Regions from separate parts of the Homo sapiens genome. Here regions 1 and 2 are each linked to region 3. Evidence: read pairs that join two places in POLR2A ChIA-PET (ENCODE). Cell type or tissue: A673. All regions are shown on one strand. Each heading gives the region's core, and the rest is flanking DNA. Links, peaks and the distances in the headings are about the cores only. Region 1 holds the start of GIP (gastric inhibitory polypeptide). Region 2 overlaps TTLL6 (tubulin tyrosine ligase like 6). Region 3 holds the start of LOC105371813 (a long non-coding RNA gene).

Region 1 (5,000 bases), core at 1-5,000, 160 kb before region 3:
AAAAGCAGGGTCCACGGCGGGGAGGCAGCAGCCAGCCCTCTGAGTCACCCTGACCTGGCTGCAGAGCTGGGCCAGAATGTCTGCGCCAGCGAGGGGGATGGGGATGGTGGTGGGGGTGGCGGTGAGTCACCAGTGGGGACTGGAAGAGCAAGCAAACCCCAGATGCTCTTCTGCTGTTACAGTTCTCATTCCTGAGGGCCCAGTCAGAACCCAGGAAGGGCTGGGAAATGGGACCCAGGGTTCTCTTGCGATGGCACTGCCCATCACCCCTTCTCTGAATCTCACTCCCCTGATTACCTAACTCCTGTAACACCTCAGAAACCCCCCAACCCAACCCAACACACTCTTTCTTTTTTTTGGCGGGGGATGGAGTCTCGCTCTGTCTCCCAGGCTGGAGTGCAGTGGAGTGATCTCAGCTCACTGCGACTTCTGCCTCCTGGGTTCAAGTGATTCTTCTGCCTCAGCCTCCCAAGTAGTGGGGACTATCGGCACTTATTGGCCAGGCTGGTCTCAAACTCCTGACCTTGTGATCTGCCCTCCTCGGCCTCCCAAAGTGCTGGGATTACAGGCGTGAGCCACTGTGCCGGGCCCCCACACACTCTTTCAACTTGTGTGGGTGTTGGGCTAGTTGGGGTGTCCTCCTGACCCCCATCCCCTGTGTCCTCTCTGACCCCTCACATGCTAGCAATTCTCCATAGTGAAATGGGAAGAGGGAGGCTCTGCTAATTCCAGAGCCTCCTCCTCCCCACCCCCAACCCCAAACCTGCACAGAACTCTGCACACCAGGGCGCTTCTCCTTATGGTGTGGACAGGCTGGCTTAACTGCCAGTTGGATTTATTAAATGATTTTGATCAAGTCCAGCAGGCTCTTCCAATCCTCAGAAACTTCCCAGGGTCATCTTTTCAATTTCCTGCCTCCCAATATGCCTTTTGGGGGAGCTGTGGAACCCCCTAGGAGTTTGGCTTCATCTCTGATCTCCCCTGGCCCTCCTCGCATATTCTGCTGCTTCTGGGGAGTGTGGAACTTGCAGACTTGAGCAGGAGCTCTAGGCTTGGGGGCCCTCCCCACATTCCCTGTTCCTGCCTGCCCTGCTCTTCCCTGCCTACAGGGTCCAGGACATATTCTCTCTTGTCTGTGCACTGCAGGGCATGAGGGCCAAAGATCAAAGAGAAATGGGGATGAGGCTGCAGAGAAGGGGGTGGGGTGGGGACTTAAAGTACACTTGCTTGGCCAGTCACGGTGGCTCACGCCTGTAATCCCAGCACTTTGTGAGGCCGAAGCGGGCGGATCACTTGAAGTCAGGAGCTCAAGACCAGCCTGGCCAACATGGTGAAACCCCATCTCTACTAAAAGTACAAAAATTAGTCGGGCATGGTGGTTCTTGCCTGTAATCCCAGCTACTCGGGAGGCTGAGGCGGGAGAATTGTTTGAACCGGAGGTGGAGGTTGCAGTGAGCTGAGATCGTGTCACTGCACTCCAGCTTAGGAGACAGAGTGAGACTCCGTCTCTAAATTAATAAACAAAATGAAGTACATTGGCCTTCAGAGCAGCCCACCCCCAAAACAAATCCACAGAGTACAAGGCAGGGGCTCATGGCTGCTAGAGCCCATCACAGAGCCTTCCTTGACTCCAATTTGGCCCCAGACTCAGGGTTCCCAGGGAATGTTGTCCACTTTTCTTGGATACTGTTGCCTCCAGGCAGGAGGCAGATTTGAACACAAGCCCTTCTGAGCTCATTAACTGTGTTGCTCAGCAGAAAACAAGATCACAAGCAGCCCTCACATCTCCCTTGGAGGTCAAATCTGAATCGACGTCTAATCTCTGCCCATTGGTAGCTGGGAGATGGAATTTGGAGAGCTTGCTAAGGGAGGAGTTTTTCTAGATGGTGGAGAATGGGTGGGTATGCAGAGGAGGTTTCCAGGAGGCAGAGGTAAGTGACCCTGCTAGTCCAGGTACCTCTCATCCCACACGCACACTTAATTTCATGCTGGATCTGCTCCTAGGCTAGGGTGTTCACCTGGAAAGGAAGGTGGCCTTTATTAGGACCTGGAGCTGATAGGCAGAGCATGAGCTTGGCTGTTTATGGTCCCAAGTACCCATGGCGGCGGCAGAGGAGGAGCCTGGAAAGAACGCCTTGGAGGTCTGCCAAAAATGCAATCTGTGCCCTGCCCCTTCTAGACTGAGAGCCCCTGTGGACAGAGCCATGTGCTAAGTACTTGGAGAAAGGCAAAGGGAGTATCCCAAGGAGTCTCCAGTCTGAGGGGGAGACACAGCCCTTAGCCTCAGAAAGCCTCAGTGTGCTGGGGGAACATCGCCTCCAGCTCTCCTCCTCCTCTCAGAGAGCTCCCAGGCAGATCAGGGACAGAAAGCCCCTGCCTTGGAGTGGCTCCTGTATAATAGAGAGGCACAGCATAACTCCAGGGTCTTCACTCTGATAGAAGAGACAGGATGACATACTTCTCTTGTACAGGACAGTAGGACATATGAGGAGAGGGGCTCCTAAATCTCTATAGATAAAGTTGTAACTACCCCACCCTCCTGTGAGCCCCTGAGGTACAAACATGTCTCTTTCTCCTGCTTTATCCTGCCCCTGAGCAGGAAGACAGCTTGAATGTATGTTCTCAGTTTATCCAGCTGTCCCTAGGAAACCCCGATCCTTCATATTCCCTCAACATTGAGCCCTTGGGACACCTCTCTAGATAATGTGATGGGGGCATTGCCACATCACCAAAGCCATAGGCCACTGTCCAGAGCTGGGATTCAGATGACTGTGGACCTACTCTCTCCCACCCAGAAGTAGCCTGTTGCCTTGTGGGAGTGTCCCCCTGCCAGTTAGTGCCACCCTACCCCAAGTCTGTCTTCACTACAAGTACCCTTTTTTATTTTTATTTTTATTTTTTGAGACAGAGTCTTGTTTTGTCACCCAGGCTGGAGTGCAGTGGCACGATCTTGGCTCACTACAACCTCTGCCTCCAGGTCTGGGTTCAAGCGATTCTCCTGCCTCAGCCTCCCAAGTAGCTGGGACTACAGGCACGTGCCACCATGCCTGGCTAATTTTTGTTTGTTTTTTTTTTTTTTGTTTGTTTGTTTGTTTTGAGATGGAGTCTCGCTCCGTCGCCCAGGCTGGCAGGCAGTGGCGCCATCTCGGCTCACTGCAACCTCCGCCTGCCGGGTTCACGCCATTCTCCTGCCTCAGCCTCCCGAGTAGCTGGGACTACAGGCACCTGCCAACATGCCCGGCTAATTTTTTGTGTTTTTAGTACAGACGGGGTTTCACTGTGTTAGCCAGGATGGTCTCGATCTCGTGACCTCGTGATCCACCCGCCTCGGCCTCCCAAAGTGCTGGGATTACAGGCGTGAGTCACTGCGCCCGGCCCCCTTTCTTTTTTCTTTTCTTTTTTTCTTTTTTGAGAGAGTCTCTCTTTGTTGCCCATGCTGGAGTGCAGTGAACTCGATCTTGGCTCACTGTAACTTCTGCCTCCCAGGTTCAAGTGATTCTCTTGCCTCAACCTCCCAAGTAGCTGGGATTACAGCCGTGCACGACCATGCCCAGCTAATTTTTGTATTTTTAGTAGAGACTGGGTTTCACCATGTTGGCCAGGCTGGTCTCGAACCCCTGACCTCAGGTGATCCGCCCGTGTCGTCCTCCCAAGCGCTGGGATTACAGACGTGATTCATCGCGCCTGGCCTACAAGTATCCCTTCTAACTGAGGGCAACTGTAAAGGAAGTAGGGCATAGAAGAATAGTAGTGGGCCCTGTGCCCAGAAGGGAGGAGGAGGAAGAAAAAAGGGGGTACTTAGGGTACCCTACCCACAGGCAGGCCCCAGACAGCAGCTGGAGATAGCCAAATGTTAATCACCAATTAGCACAGTTCAGGTGGAAAGGGCAACTCTATTATGTGTAAAATGGACTTAATGTGGCAGGAGCTGTGGGCTTAATTTCTTGAGATAAGATGCTTTTAGGCTAATCAGCAGGTCTATGCCTAATATAAAGGAGCTGGGGCATGATTTCTTCAGCAGGCTCAGAAGGTCCAGAAATCAGGGGAAGGAGACCCCTATCTGTCCTTCTTCTGGAAGAGCTGGAAAGGAAGTCTGGTAAGAGAAGTGGAGACAGGGATGGATGAGATGACCCGAGAGCAGATGGATCTTGGCAACCCTGAGATGCTCAGCAGCCCTGGCATCTTAGTTTTCTCTTCCTCTATATGAGATGTGAGAAGATAGTCAGGTGCGGTGCCTCATGCCTGTAATCCCAATACTTTGGGAGCCGAGGTAGGAGGATCATTTGAGCACAGGAGTTCAAGACCAGCCTGGGCAATGGAGGGAAACTCGATCTCTACACATAATTTAAAAAATTAGCTGGGCATGGTGGTACATGCCTGCGGTTCTAGGTACTCGGGAGGGTGAAGTGAAAGGTTTGCCTGAGCCCAGGAGGTCGAGGCTGCAGTGAGCCACGATTGTGTCACTGCACTCCAACCCGGGTGACAGAGCGAAACCCTGTCTCAAAAAAAGAGAAAGAGAAATGAGAAGGTAGCGCTGATGTTTCCTTTATTTATTTATTTAGAGATGGAGTCTCGCTCTGTCACCCAGGCTGGAGTGCACTGGCGCAATCTCGGCTCACTGCAACCTCTTCCTCCCAGGTTCAAGCGATTCTCATGCCTCAGCCTCCTGAATAGCTGGGATCACAGGCGCGCACCACCACACCTGGCTAATCTTTGTCTTTTATGTAGAGACAGGATTTCACCATATTGGCCAGGCTGGTCTCAAACTCCTGACCTCAAGTGATCCGCCCACCTGGGCCTCCCAAAGTGCTGGGATTGCAGGCATGAGCCACTGCACCCAGCCTGGTCCATCTTTTGGTAAGATTCCATGTCCCTTCTAGTCACTAACTCCAGTGCACAGCACCCCTCATCTTCCCCCATGGTGTTGCCCCAGGCTCTTAGAAAAGGTCCAAACTGGCAAGGCGCGATGGCTCACGCCTGTTATCCCAGCACTTTGGGAG
Region 2 (6,291 bases), core at 1-5,000, 49 kb after region 3:
GCCTAGATCACTTGCCCCAAAGGCTGGCCCTGTAATGGAGTGTGCTGAGGGGACAGAGCAACAGGACAGCAGAGACTGAGATGTGGAACCAAAGGCCTTTGAGAAGCTTTGGTTCCACCGTGCAAAAGGCCCCAGGAGATGGTAAGATGCCCTCCGTCTGAACTTCAGTGCTTCTGAGGGAAGGTCATATGTAAAAACTTCGGAGAACTCCACAACATAGAGCTGTGGAATTAAGGGATCTTTGCTGCTTGACTGTCTAAAGAAGAAGGCTAGAGATGTGAATCGTCTCCCTCCACCCTGCCACGCAAAGCTTACTGTGAGCAGATACTCTGACCTGGCCCCTTGTGACCAGTAGCTCACACTGCAGGAGGGCCTGCAAGGAAACATCCAGCCCATAGAGATCACCTTGGGTTCCTGTAAAAATGCATATTCCAGGGCCTTCTCCCAGAAATTCTGATTCAGTGGTCCTGGGTGGAGAGCCCAGGAATCTGCATTTTATGAAGCTCCTCTAGTTGATTCTGATAGTCCTCTCACCATGCTCAGAGAAGAGCTGGGCCTGATGTTTCCCCATTTCCCTGATGATGGGAATCATATGAGGGCCCTTGTTTAAGCCTGTAGTTTCTCAGGCCAAACCCCCTGGGAATTCTGGCATAAGAGGGCTGGGAAGGGGCCCTGGGAATTTGTCTTTTGAACAAGTCTTTTAAATATGGGTAATAGGTCAGGCACGGTGGCTCATGCCTGTAATCCCAGCACTTTGGGAGGCCGAGGTGGGCAGATCACTAGGTCAGGAGTTTGAGAACAGCCTAGCCAATATGGTGAAACCCCATCTCTACTAAAAATACAAAAAGTAGCCGGGCATGATGGCACGTGCCTGTAGTCCCAGCTACAGTTGTGGTGAGCCGAGATCACGCCACTGCGCTCCTGCCTGGGAGACAGAGCGAGACTCCATCTCAAAAACACAAAACAAAACAAAACAAAACAAAACAACAACAACAAAAACATACGGGTAATAAGTACTTGTCTTACATGTAGACCCAGGCCTGGGCAGAGGAGCCTGTTACAGCCAGCCCTGACCTGTGGGCCTGTTATTGGAGCAAAACTCTGATCCCTAAGGAGCTCCAACCCACTACCACTATCTTCAATTCTTGTGCCTCAGCCTCTTGAGTAGCTGGGGCTAAAGGCATGTGCCTCCATGCCCGGACAATTTTTGTATTTCTAGTAGATATAGGGTTTTGCCATGTTGGACAAGTTGTTCTCGAAATCCTGGCCTCAAGCAATTCACCCACCTCGGCCTCCCAAAATGCTAGGATTACAGATATGAGCCACCACACCCAGTCTGTTTCTACTATTTAAAAAAGGATGATGTAGCACATTACAATGAAAACTTGTATTCAGTAGGACTGTTAAATGAAATAATAATGATCAGAAGCCACACGAAGAAAGGGAAGAGATCATTATATGAAGAGGGTGTGATAAAGTGCTTCCTGCATTGACCGTTGAATTTAGCTCTGAACCTCTTAGCAGAAAAGGCCAGGCACAGCATCCTGTTTTGGTCCTTTTTGTCTGTCCAATCATACTAGAGAGTCTCTAGTGGCATGGACTATGTCTCTGCCATCAGATGGGGGTCTCCCTGAAGACAGGAACTTTATTCCTTCCCTCAAGATTGGGGGCTCCTCAAAGATTGGGACTGGTTCTGTTGGTTTCTCTCCCCACCCCCAAGCTCCAGGTACATCCCTGTGTACACTGGCCCTCACCCGCTTGGAGCTGTAGTGAGCTGGGAAACAGGGAGAACTTCCCCATCAGTTGAATCTTGGTGAATACCTCTGACATCAGATGCTGATTCTTCGTGTCACTTTTTAGCAACGTGGGCTAGATTCCCCAAGAAGCTCTGGTATTTTTTAGGCAGACAGGGTTTCAATATTTTCTCCTAGATGAGTAAAAATAAGTTTAGTAGTTCCTTAGGGAAGACTTCTTTCCCTGAAAGAGCAGTTTATCATGTGGCATCTTAGATCTTTTCTGCCATAATAAGCAATGGCTGAGGGCATGGCCATGTGTTAGTATTAGTCATGGTGCTGGGCATGGTGGCGAGTGCCTGTGGTCCCAGCTACTGGGGAGGCTGAGGCAGAAGGATTGCTTGAGTCCAGGAGTTCTGGGCTGTAATGCGCTACCCTGATCAAGTATCTGCACTAAGTTTGGCATCAGTATGGTGGCCTCCCAGGAGCTGGGGACCACCAGGTTGCCTAAGGAGGGGTAAACCAAGACAGAAATGGAGCAGGTCAAAACTCCCATGCTCATCAATAGTGGGATCACGCTGGTGAATATCCACTGCTCTCCAGCCTAGGCAACATAGCAAGACCCCATCTCTAAAAAAAGAAAAAATCAGGATGATAGATGGTGATAGTTACCCTTTTTTGCTAGCCGACTATAAAGGCGCCAGCACTCTTCTAGATAAATATTTTATCTAATTGAATTTCAATCACAGTTGTACACTTTATTTTTATTTTCTTTGGAGACAGTCTTGTTCTGTTGTCCAGGCTGGAGTGCAGTGGTAGGATCATGGCTCACTATAATCTCAAACTCCAGGGCTCAAACGATCCTCCTGCCTCAGCCTCCCATGTAGCTAGGACTACAGGTGCACATCATGATGTCCAGCTAATTTAAAAAGTATTTTTGTAGCACAGGGTCTCCCATGTTGCCCAGGCTCATCTTGAACTCCTGCCCTCAAACAATCCTCTTGCTTCAGCTTCCCAAAGCTCTGGGATTACAGACGTGAGTCATTGCACTTGGCCTTGAGCTTTAGAAAAGAAAAAAAAGCTGATACTCAAAGAGCATAAGGCTTAACATTCAGCAGGTCCCCCAGTTTTAATTGTCACAGCAAGGATTTGAGTCAGATGCTTCTGATTCTCAAGCCCCAAACTCTTGAAGCCATACTATCTGTCTGTTAAATGATACTTTTCATATTAGTCTTTAGTTAGAGCTGAGGTGACAATAAGTGGCTCTTCAGTGGAGGCATTTCTGCAGGTAGCAGATATGACAAAGACCAAGCAGAGCCTCCTAGAATACCGTATGGGGTCACCAGATCTCAGAACTGGCCCCCTGCTTTTAGGCCAAATAATGTCTTCTAAAAGTTCTCTCCAAACTAATCGGACCATAAAGGACTTACACATAAAAAAGCAGACTCCCAAAAGACTATATACAGCAGAATGTCCATTGGAATGCATGATATTAATGCATTGATTTGCAGACGGAGCAGAATGTGGTTTGAAAAGAGGGCTTCTGCACAATAAATAATGGTTGAAGGAAAGAAGGAAGAGCAAGCAGAGGCCTCAATGGAGGATCAGGGGTTTCTTTGGAAAGCGTAAGAGTAATAACACCTTCCACACATCAGGTTTACAGATCATATCTCATAGAATCCTCACATTGACAATGTGAGGTTGGCAAGGCAGACGTTATTACCTTATGCCCAGTTTGCAAGTGAAGAAACTCAAGGTTGAGGATGTTAAATGACTTGCCCAACCTCACACAAGTGATGGACTGGACAAACAGCTCTATGTTTCCTTCTCTACCATCTGGCCATGAACTTGGCACCCATCCTGACCCATGTGAGGAATGGCGCCCTGACACATTCCTGCATTTTTCTGCTTTAGTGGCTAGAATATCATTCTTCTTCCTCTGGACCCACTTTCACAGTGGGTTGGTCACTGAGTCCATGGTGCAGATCTGTATAAGAGTTGAATTCTAGGGGATAAACAACCTATTTTGTAGGATCTTCCTTTTTTTTTTGAGTCAGGTTCTCACTGTGTCATCCAGGCTGGAGTGCAGTGGCACTATCATGGCTCACTGCAGCCTCAACTTCCCAGGCTCAGGAGATTCTCCCACTTCTGCCTCCTGAGTAGCTGAGGTGACAGGTGCTTGTCACCATGCCTGGCTAACTTTCCTTTTCTTTTCTTTTTTCTTTTTGGAGTCTCCCTCCGTTGCCCAGGCTGGAGTGCAGTGGCGCGATCTCAGCTCACTGCAACCTCTGCTTCCCAGGTTCAAGCTATTCTCCTGCCTCAGCCTCCCGCTAGCTAACTTTTTCTTTCTGTTTTTTTGTTTGTTTGTTTGTTTTGTTTTGTTTTTAGAGACAGAGTCTTGCTCTGTCGCTCAGGCTGGAATGCAGTGGTGTGATCTTGGCTCACTGCTACTTTCACCTCCCAGGTTCAACTGATTCTCCTGCCTCAGCCTCCTGAGTAGCTGAGACTGCAGGTGTGCCACTGTTCCTGGCTAATGTTTGGATGTAGCTTTAGTAGAGATGGGGTTTCTCCATGTTGACGAGGCTGGTCTCAAATTCTTGACCTCAAGTGATCCACCTGCCTCAGCCTCCCAAAGAGCTGGGATTACAGGCATGAGCCACTGTGCCTGGCCTCATTTTGTAGGATTTTAAGGATGACTCATGGCTTGGTAAAGTGGGATGCCTGGCATCTTACTGAATCAATGGTACCTGCAATGATGGTGATGCTATTGCTGATGAGGATGATATTGTGCTGATGGTGATGAGCCCAGCGTGAACTGGCCCAAGACACACTTCCCACTGGTGTACTAAAAGCTTTGCATATATTGTCTCAGTCCTCGGGGCATTGTTGTTGTCTCTTTCCAAATGGGGAAACCAAGGCTGAGAGAGGTTGAGTAACTTGTCCAAGGGCATACAGCTTCTTAACCACTATAACATTCTCTCCAGCCAGCCATCTTGGCTGCTCTTAAATGATCCATATCCAATATTTCAGGCAAGAAGGCTACAGGAAGATGAATGTTGTGTAGGTAGAATGAGTTTCTGGTGACTACAGATATAAGTCACCTAAGCGTCTCTTGATCCACTAGATAGGAATGGTGATGATGAGTTCATTGACTTTAATATTCTGGAGGCCATTTTAAAGGAAAATCTAAAAAAAAAATTTTTTTTTTCCAGAATCAGACTGGATCTCTGCCACTTTTCCCTTCCTACCTCTTAACTTGCAGGAAACAATGTGTCTCTTCCGACAGTGTCTCCAGTGTTCACAGAATCAACTGAAGTTTTGTTTGCTCATCTAGATATACTGGTCTTCCATTAGTTCCTAGTAGCAGCAATGGGGCCAACAGCCCTGCCTCTGTTCCCTCCCAGTTAGCTTACAGTGCTACAGGACCATGATTTCTGGGGTTGGATTGGTGCTGCCCCAGGACACACTCCAGTTGCCGTACCAGTGGCACTTCTCTGGGTTCTTCACATGGCACCATCATCCAGAATACTCCCCCAGATAAAGCAACTTCGGGAGTAGTGTTTCAGAGAAGGACTCATGATTTCCAGGAGTCAAAAGCCCTCAGTCCACCAACAGAACTATGCCAGTTGGTCTTCGTCTCCAAGATAAAAGATGAGGTCAGGGATGGGCATGGTGCATAACTCTGAGCCCTGAGTGAGAGAACTGAGGCAGCTGCAACTTCACAAGGTCAAGGCCCGACCTCCGCCCATCCCCACCAGCCCAAAGACTTGCCACCTCAGTGCCCGAGCATCCTCTGGTGACCTCCCTCACCAGCCCAACTTAATCTCACCAGTGAAAACAGAGGTGAGGCGAGAGTACCCAGCCTGAAGATGCTTCTTCTATCAGCCTGCAGAAATGTTACACTTTCCCTTCAGGCATCCATTAATAAAAGAAATTGCCATGCTTACTGCCAGGAGGAGGAGCCTGATTTGGAGGGATAATGGGAAAGGAGGGTTGTGGGGAGACAGTTATCCTGAGTACCCCTCACTAAGAAAGCTCCAGGCTGGGCGCAGTGGCTCATGCATGTAATCCCAGCACTTTGGGAGGTTGAGGCAGGCAGATCACCCAAGGTCAGGAGATCAAGACCAGCTTGGCAAACATGGCGAAACCCCGTCTCTACTAAAAATACAAAAATTAGCCAGGCATGGTGGCGGGCATGGTAGCTAGTAGTCCTAGCTACTCAGGAAGCTGAGACAGGAGAATCGCTTGAACCTGGGAGGCAGAGGTTGCAGTGAGCTGAGATCGCGCCACTGCACTCCAGCCTGGGCAACAGAGTGAGACTCCGTCTAAAAAAAAAAGCTCCAAATACATTAAAAATAGGAAGCTTTGAAGACTTTCTTGGGACAAATGGTCTACAGTAAGCCCTGCCCTCCTTGCTAGGAGCCCAGAGCCTGACGTGGACGTTGCCCTGTCTGGGCAACTGACTCCACCAACTCTGCCCAGCACAGGGCCTGGCTAGACCGCAGGCATAACATCTTTCCTTATCTGCCAGCTCACTCTCTGCCCTTTCCAGGAATGT
Region 3 (6,170 bases), core at 1-5,000:
TTCGAGGAGGGGGCCGGCAGGTGTGGTTGCAAGCTGGACTAGCAGCCCAGCGGGGCGAGACGGGGGAGTAGGAATTGCGGGTAAGAGCGCCCCAAAGCCCGGTGCTGGCTCCAGACCGCAGCCTCCTGGTGCCTGTCCCCTGAAAACCTGGCTAGACACGTCTCCTTAAACCCACACGGGACCCAGGTCCCCAGGGTAGCCCGCTGCCCTCCCTGGTGGCGTTCCATGGCGCCAGGCACTCACCCTCACGGTCCCTCGGCTCCGGGACTCCCCCCTTCTCAGTCCCTCTTATTAACGTTCATTTCCCGCCCTCCCCCGATTTCCTAAACCACAGTCCACCAAGGAGCTGTCGCTTAGACACCAGCGATCCCTGGGACTCACACAACTCTCTTCATCCCCTTCATCCCCATCATTGGGTCATTTTCTTCATCACTGTTCTTCCTTTGTCTGGAGAAACCTTCCAGCAAGACACTTCCCATTTTTCATGGCCGGCATAGTCCTCTGCTGATGCCCCTACCGCCTTCCAGCCTGGTGTTCTTTCATTTCCAGTTGTTATTTCTCACCCCTCCTGAAAAAATACTCTTCTGGCTTTGCAGAAAGTTCTCCTTTGGGATTTGAACTCTAGGAAAAATATCACATTGGGGGATGAAGTGGGAAGGGAGCTAACGTTTTGAAAGCACCAGTATGTGCGAGGCACTCCAAAAAAATTTAATATTTATGCCAATCTTATTATTATATTTTCTTTTTTGTTTGTTTTAAGAGATGGAGGTGGGGGTGGGGGGGCTCACTTTTTTGCCCAGGCTGGTCTCGAACTCCTGAGCTCAAGTGATCCTCCCACTTGGGCTTCCCAAAGTGCTGGAATTACAGGCATGAGTCACCACGCCTGGTTTATATTTTCATTTTACAATATAGCCTTTATTTTGAACCAAGCACTGCTTTAAGGGTATTAGAAATATTAACTCATTTAATCTTTAAAACAGCTCCATAAAATGAATATTATTATCATCCCCATTTTACTTATACAGAAGCTGAGGTACAGAGAGGCTAAGTTACTCACCCATGGTCACACATTCTAGAAACTAGTAGAGCTGGGATTTGGATCCAGATCCATCTGTCTTTGTTAGCAATGCCCTGAATATTGTGGAGAAAATGACTAGGCATGAGCCTGATCTGAATATTGCATCTTCCAATCTTGCAGAATTTCTCAGTTTCTAGAAGAATAAAAGATGGCATCTAAGTCAGCAAGATTCTTATTGTTCCCACTACAGGTGACTTGTCATTCTCAACACTTCTTATTGGCAAAGCCCTTGAGCAATTGGGTGCCCCATCCCTCCCTTGTTAGTTCACATTTTGCTTAGGACCCTTTCAGGCCCCGGGCTGAAATTCAAAGTGTGACTAAAACGAAAAGTCAAAAGACCACAAAAAACATCTTATTTTATCCTGTCTGAATCAAAGCTCAAAGCACTTTTCTAGATGTGAAGCTTTTATCCTCCTAGTGGTCCTGTAATTATAGAGAAGATAGGGAGTGGGAGAGGAAATAATTGCTTGGATTTTTATGACATACTGAGTTGGAGGGGCAAAGCTGAAAGCAAGATCCAGAGGTCTTACCTCCACATCTTTTCTTCCCCCATCCAATTTGACATTTTCCAAGAACCACTGGAGGCCTTCAGAGGGATGCTTCCAGTAGGGAAATGAGGACCAAAAGATGAAAAGGAGGTACGTGAAGGAAAACCTATTATCTGGTGAAAGAGAGGGACTTCACAGACAGACACAATAGGCGAAACTTTCAGTGCTCTATATATTCCTATAGACTAGAAAAAAAGTCCAGGTGATGAAGGTCAGAGATGAAAAAACTTGGCTACAACTTGAAATATGTTCTCCCAGGGTTCTCTTAGTCAACCACCAAATTATTGTTTTCTATCATTTATAGGATGCCCGTGTTCATTCAGTTTTGCAAAAGAAATCACTAAACTGCTGGGCGCGGTGGCTCATGCTTGTAATCCCAGCACTTTGGGAGGCTGAGGTGGGCTGATAACCTGAGGTTGGGAGTTTGAGACCAGCCTGACCAACATGGAGAAACCCCATCTCTACTAAAAATACAAAATTAGCCAGGCGTGGTGGTGCATGCCTGTAGTCCCAGCTCCCGGGAAGCTAAGGCGGGAGAATCACTTGAATCCAGGAGGCAGAGGTTGCGGTGAGCTGAGATCGTGCCATTGCACTCCAGCCTGGGCAACAGGCTGGAGTTTGAAAGAAAGAAAGAAAGATAAAAGAAAGCACTAAACATTTTCCACCCTCTGCAACACCTCCAGGGAAGAGGAGAGTAGTCAACAGGTATAGTCCTTCAGAAGTGGAAATAAGACAGGGACCCTCCTCTGAGTTTTTTCCAAATAACCCGCAATGGACCCGTCCCAGTGGACCCGTCCCAGTGCTCATTCCCTCCCCCTGGTGGCCAATGTAGGACATTTTCGTGCTGTCTAACCAGGATCTTGTTGACAGCCTCTGGCTTGGAAGATCTCAAGATCAAACCCTATACTAAAATGGAAGGAAACATGAGAATTTTTTCAGTGTCTTAACTATATCCTACTTGGAAAGGTGGACTAATACCCTTCCTTAATGACACAATGCTCTTTCTTGTGTCATTAAGAAAAACTGAAGATGCTATTTTGCTATTTACTGTGTTTGTTACATTGGTAGTACAGCTCTTAGTCTTTTTTTTTTTTTTTTTTTTTTTGAGACACTGTCTCCCTCTGTCACCCAGACTGGAGGGCAGTGGTGCGATCTGGGCTCACTGCAACGTCCGCCTCCCAGGTTCAAGCGATTCTCCTGCCCCAGCCTACCGAGTAGCTGGGATTACAGGCGCCTGCCACCATGCCCAGCTAATTTTTGTATTTTTAGTAGAGACGGGGTTTCACCATGTTTGCCAACTTGGTCTCCAACTCCTGACCTCAAGTAACCCACCTGCCTTGGCCTCCCAAAGTGCTGGAATTACAGGCGTGAGCCACCGCACCCAGCCTTAGTCTTTTAAAAACTCTCTAAAGCACTTAGTCCACTTTGTCTGTCCACTAACCCAGCATAATGGGAAGATAACTTGGGGACCAGGAAGCTGGGGTTTTGATGGTGCTTCTGATTTCTTGCTCTCTGGCTGGGTACAAGTCCCCTCCCCTAGCACAGACTGGCAGAGGGCAGAGAGTTCAAAACCTCCTCTAAAAAGATTCCTCCCAGCTCTAACATTCAGGAATTCCATAGAAGCTTAGAAAATATTCTAATTACACCCTTAATAGGAGCCCTGGTACAATGTGGACATTGGAGAAAAGAAGGGAAAGAGAGTGAAAATAAATACAAGTAGAAACAATACAGCTGTTACCAGGTTATGGCAAATCTGGAGAGATCCAAGCCCTTGTTGGAGATGGGAATTTAAAGCAGTTGACTTTAAGGAAAATGATGTGGGACCAACTGATTATTTTTCTCTTTTTCTTTTTCTTTTTGTTTTTGAGGCAAGGTCTAGTTCTGTCTCCCAGGCTGGAGTGCAGTTGTGTGATCTCTACTCGCTGCAACCTCAGCCTCCCGGGCTAAAGTGATCCTCCCACCTCAGCCTCCTGAGTAGCTGGGACTACAGGCACACGCCACCACACCTGGCTTATTTATTTATTTATTTATTGGTAGAGTGGGGTTTCACCATGTTGTCCAGGCTGGTGTCAAACCCCTGGCTCAAGTGCTCTGCCCACCTTGGCCTCCGAAAGTGCTGAGATTACAGGCATGAGCCATCGTGCCTGTCCCCAACTGACTCTTAAGAGACTAAAGTCACTAAGATTGCTTTTGGGAGTTAGGAGATCAGTTACTTTAGTTTATGGTCACACTATTTATGGATGGCCTGCCGAGAGGAAAAGGCAGTGAGGGGAGCATGGAGAGACAGGCTGTGGGGTCAGATGGACATGTCTTCCAACCCCAGCTGTGCCTCTTACCTTAGTCTCTCTGTCTCAGTCTTCTCATCTGTAATAGAGGAAAGAGTATCCATGATAGGTTATTATGAGGATGAGACATTATGTTTATAAATGCTTTAGTGTAATGTCTGCTACTTGGTAAGTGGGTTTTCAATAGTCTATTGTAAGTGAATGAAACAAGCATTTTAAGTGCCAGCTATATGAGAAGGACCCAAGGTTGATGTTTTAACAATGTAAATAACAAATGTTACTTACCTAATGCTCACAACAACACTTCTGTTATATAGCTAAGGAAAATGAACCTTGGAGAAGCTTAATTAGTTCATGCATTTATTCATTCTTCCAGCCCATTAATTCAAGGAGCATATGAACATCTCATTTTTAGTATCTTTTCTAGACACTGCTAGGAGCTGAGAATGCAGAGACACAGCCTCTTCCATCAGGAAGTTCACAGTCCAGGGTTACACAGCTGGTAATGGTAGAGAGCACTTTGTGGGTACCTTCTATGTGCCAGGCACTGTTCTAAGAACTTTGTGTTGCATTAAGTCAAATGAGTAAACTCATTTAATCTCCATAACTGGGAGAAGCCACTTTACAGATGAGGAAACTAAGGCAGGAGGTTAAATAAACTGCCTGAGTTCAGACAACTAGGAAGTGGCAGAGCTGGGATTTAAATCCAGACAGAGACTTCGAAATCTGAGTTCTTAGCTACTACACTGCAGCTGCCTCTTAATAAGTGGCTTAGTCACCTGTAGCTGACGGCAGAGGCCCTTACACCATGATGTATGTATATTTCAGGATGCCACCAGCAGCTCCCCTCACTCCTTTGTATTCTCCTTAGGCCATGTCTTTTGCCTTTCCTCCTTTTATTCCTCAAGGCTACAAGACTGCTTTTGGTGTTGGCACCAACAAAATTGTTACGCAAGACAATAGGTGGGAACTACCAGGTGAGCAGGGAGTGGTTGCTAAGACTGTTAAGAGAAGTCTTGTAGAACCAAATAAAGTCCACATCTGAAAAGTCTGAGCGGGGGGTGGGGGGGGGGGTCCCAGCATCACCTGGGTCAGATTTAATTCTTATTCTGAAAACCAGGGAATTAAAATGCTTTCTGGCTGGGCGTGGTGGCTCACGCCTGTAATCCCAACACTTTGGGAGGCCGAGGTGGGCGGATCACCTGAGTTCAGGAATTTGAAACCAGCCTGGCCAACATGGCAAAACCCCGTCTCTACTAAAAATGCAAAAATAATTAGGCCGGCATGGTGACAGGTGCCTGTAATCCCAGCTATTTGGGAGGCTGAGGCAGAAGAATAGCTGGAACCTGGGAGGTGGAGGTTGCAGTGAGCTGGGATCGTGCCATTGCACTCCAGCCTGGGTGACAGAGCAAGACTCTGTCTCAAAAAAAAAAAAAAAAAAAAGCTTTCTGCTCAGCCCTGGTGGAAGTAGCTTTTGTTTTCACTTGAAACTGCTTGGAGGCCAGAGATACTAGAGCAGAACTGGTATAAATTCAGATGTCTATAGGGTCAGGCATATAGTTTAAATGAAAGAAGTGGGCTGCGTTTAAGAAAATGTCACCTCTCTTGAGCTGGGCACAGCGGCTCATGGTTGTAATCCCAGCTACTTCCAAGGTTGAGGCAGGAGGATCTCCTGAGGCCAGGCATTTGAGACCAGCCTGGGCAACATAGCAAGACCATGTCTCTAAAAAAGAGATGTCTCAATGCTACTATAAGAAAAATAGGCTGGGCATGGTGGCTCACACTTGCTTTGAGTAATCCCAGCACTTTGAGTGGCCAAGGTGGGTGGATCACCTGAGGTCAGGAGTTTGAGACCAGCCTGACCAATATGATAAAACTCCGTTCTCTACTAAAAATACAAAACTTAGCCAGGCATGGTGACAGGCACCTGTAATCCCAGCTACTCGGGAGGCTGAGGCAACAGAATCGCTTGAACCCAGGAAGCAGAGGTTGCAGTGAGCCGAAATCATGCCACTGCACTCTAGCCTGTGTGACGAGTGAGACTCTGTCTCAAAAAAAAAAAAAAAAAAAGAAAAATAATAATATAAGGATAACTGTCACTTGGCTCCTGTGTCAGGGAAACAAAAAGGAGTGTTGGGCATTGGGGCAGACTGGGAAATGTCTACAGGAGGCATTACTGAGCTCTGGTTGATTGCTGGCATGAAGGAATAGAGACCTCTCCAAAAGAAATGGAAATCTGCATTTTCTAGTTGTTGGCAA

The links. Peaks named below come from ENCODE experiments on the same cell type or tissue, not always from the same donor. Only the 100,000 strongest peaks of a DNase experiment are listed, where the experiment ranks them.
Region 1: POLR2A ChIA-PET joins it to region 3 with 14 read pairs; 2 of 35 experiments call an interaction of 5 or more read pairs at or near these places.
Region 2: POLR2A ChIA-PET joins it to region 3 with 11 read pairs; 3 of 35 experiments call an interaction of 5 or more read pairs at or near these places.

Annotation. Positions count from the first base shown.
Region 1 is chr17:48,967,613-48,972,612 of GRCh38, reverse strand. It overlaps GIP (gastric inhibitory polypeptide), which reads left to right and starts at 4,017. Exons shown (of 6, transcript NM_004123.3): 1 at 4,017-4,096. In A673, for the core only: no CTCF peak of the experiment used is centred there; DNase peaks (open chromatin) are centred at 55 and 2,152; H3K27ac peaks cover 429 bases.
Region 2 is chr17:48,761,628-48,767,918 of GRCh38, reverse strand. TTLL6 (tubulin tyrosine ligase like 6) reads left to right here. Exons shown (of 16, transcript NM_001130918.3): 16 at 4,946-5,685. It also overlaps the pseudogene RN7SL125P. Among named protein-coding and RNA genes, the nearest start is that of HOXB13, 36 kb to the right of the region's middle. In A673, for the core only: no CTCF peak of the experiment used is centred there; no DNase peak of the experiment used is centred there.
Region 3 is chr17:48,810,880-48,817,049 of GRCh38, reverse strand. TTLL6 (tubulin tyrosine ligase like 6) reads left to right here. Exons shown (of 16, transcript NM_001130918.3): 1 at 1-80. LOC105371813 (a long non-coding RNA gene) reads right to left here and starts at 4,810. Exons shown (of 4, transcript XR_001752926.1): 1 at 4,691-4,810; 2 at 3,963-3,990; 3 at 1,058-1,211; 4 at 92-621. RefSeq lists a silencer at 66-115. In A673, for the core only: a CTCF peak has its summit at 2,455 (motif pointing left); a DNase peak (open chromatin) is centred at 2,439; H3K4me3 peaks cover 708 bases.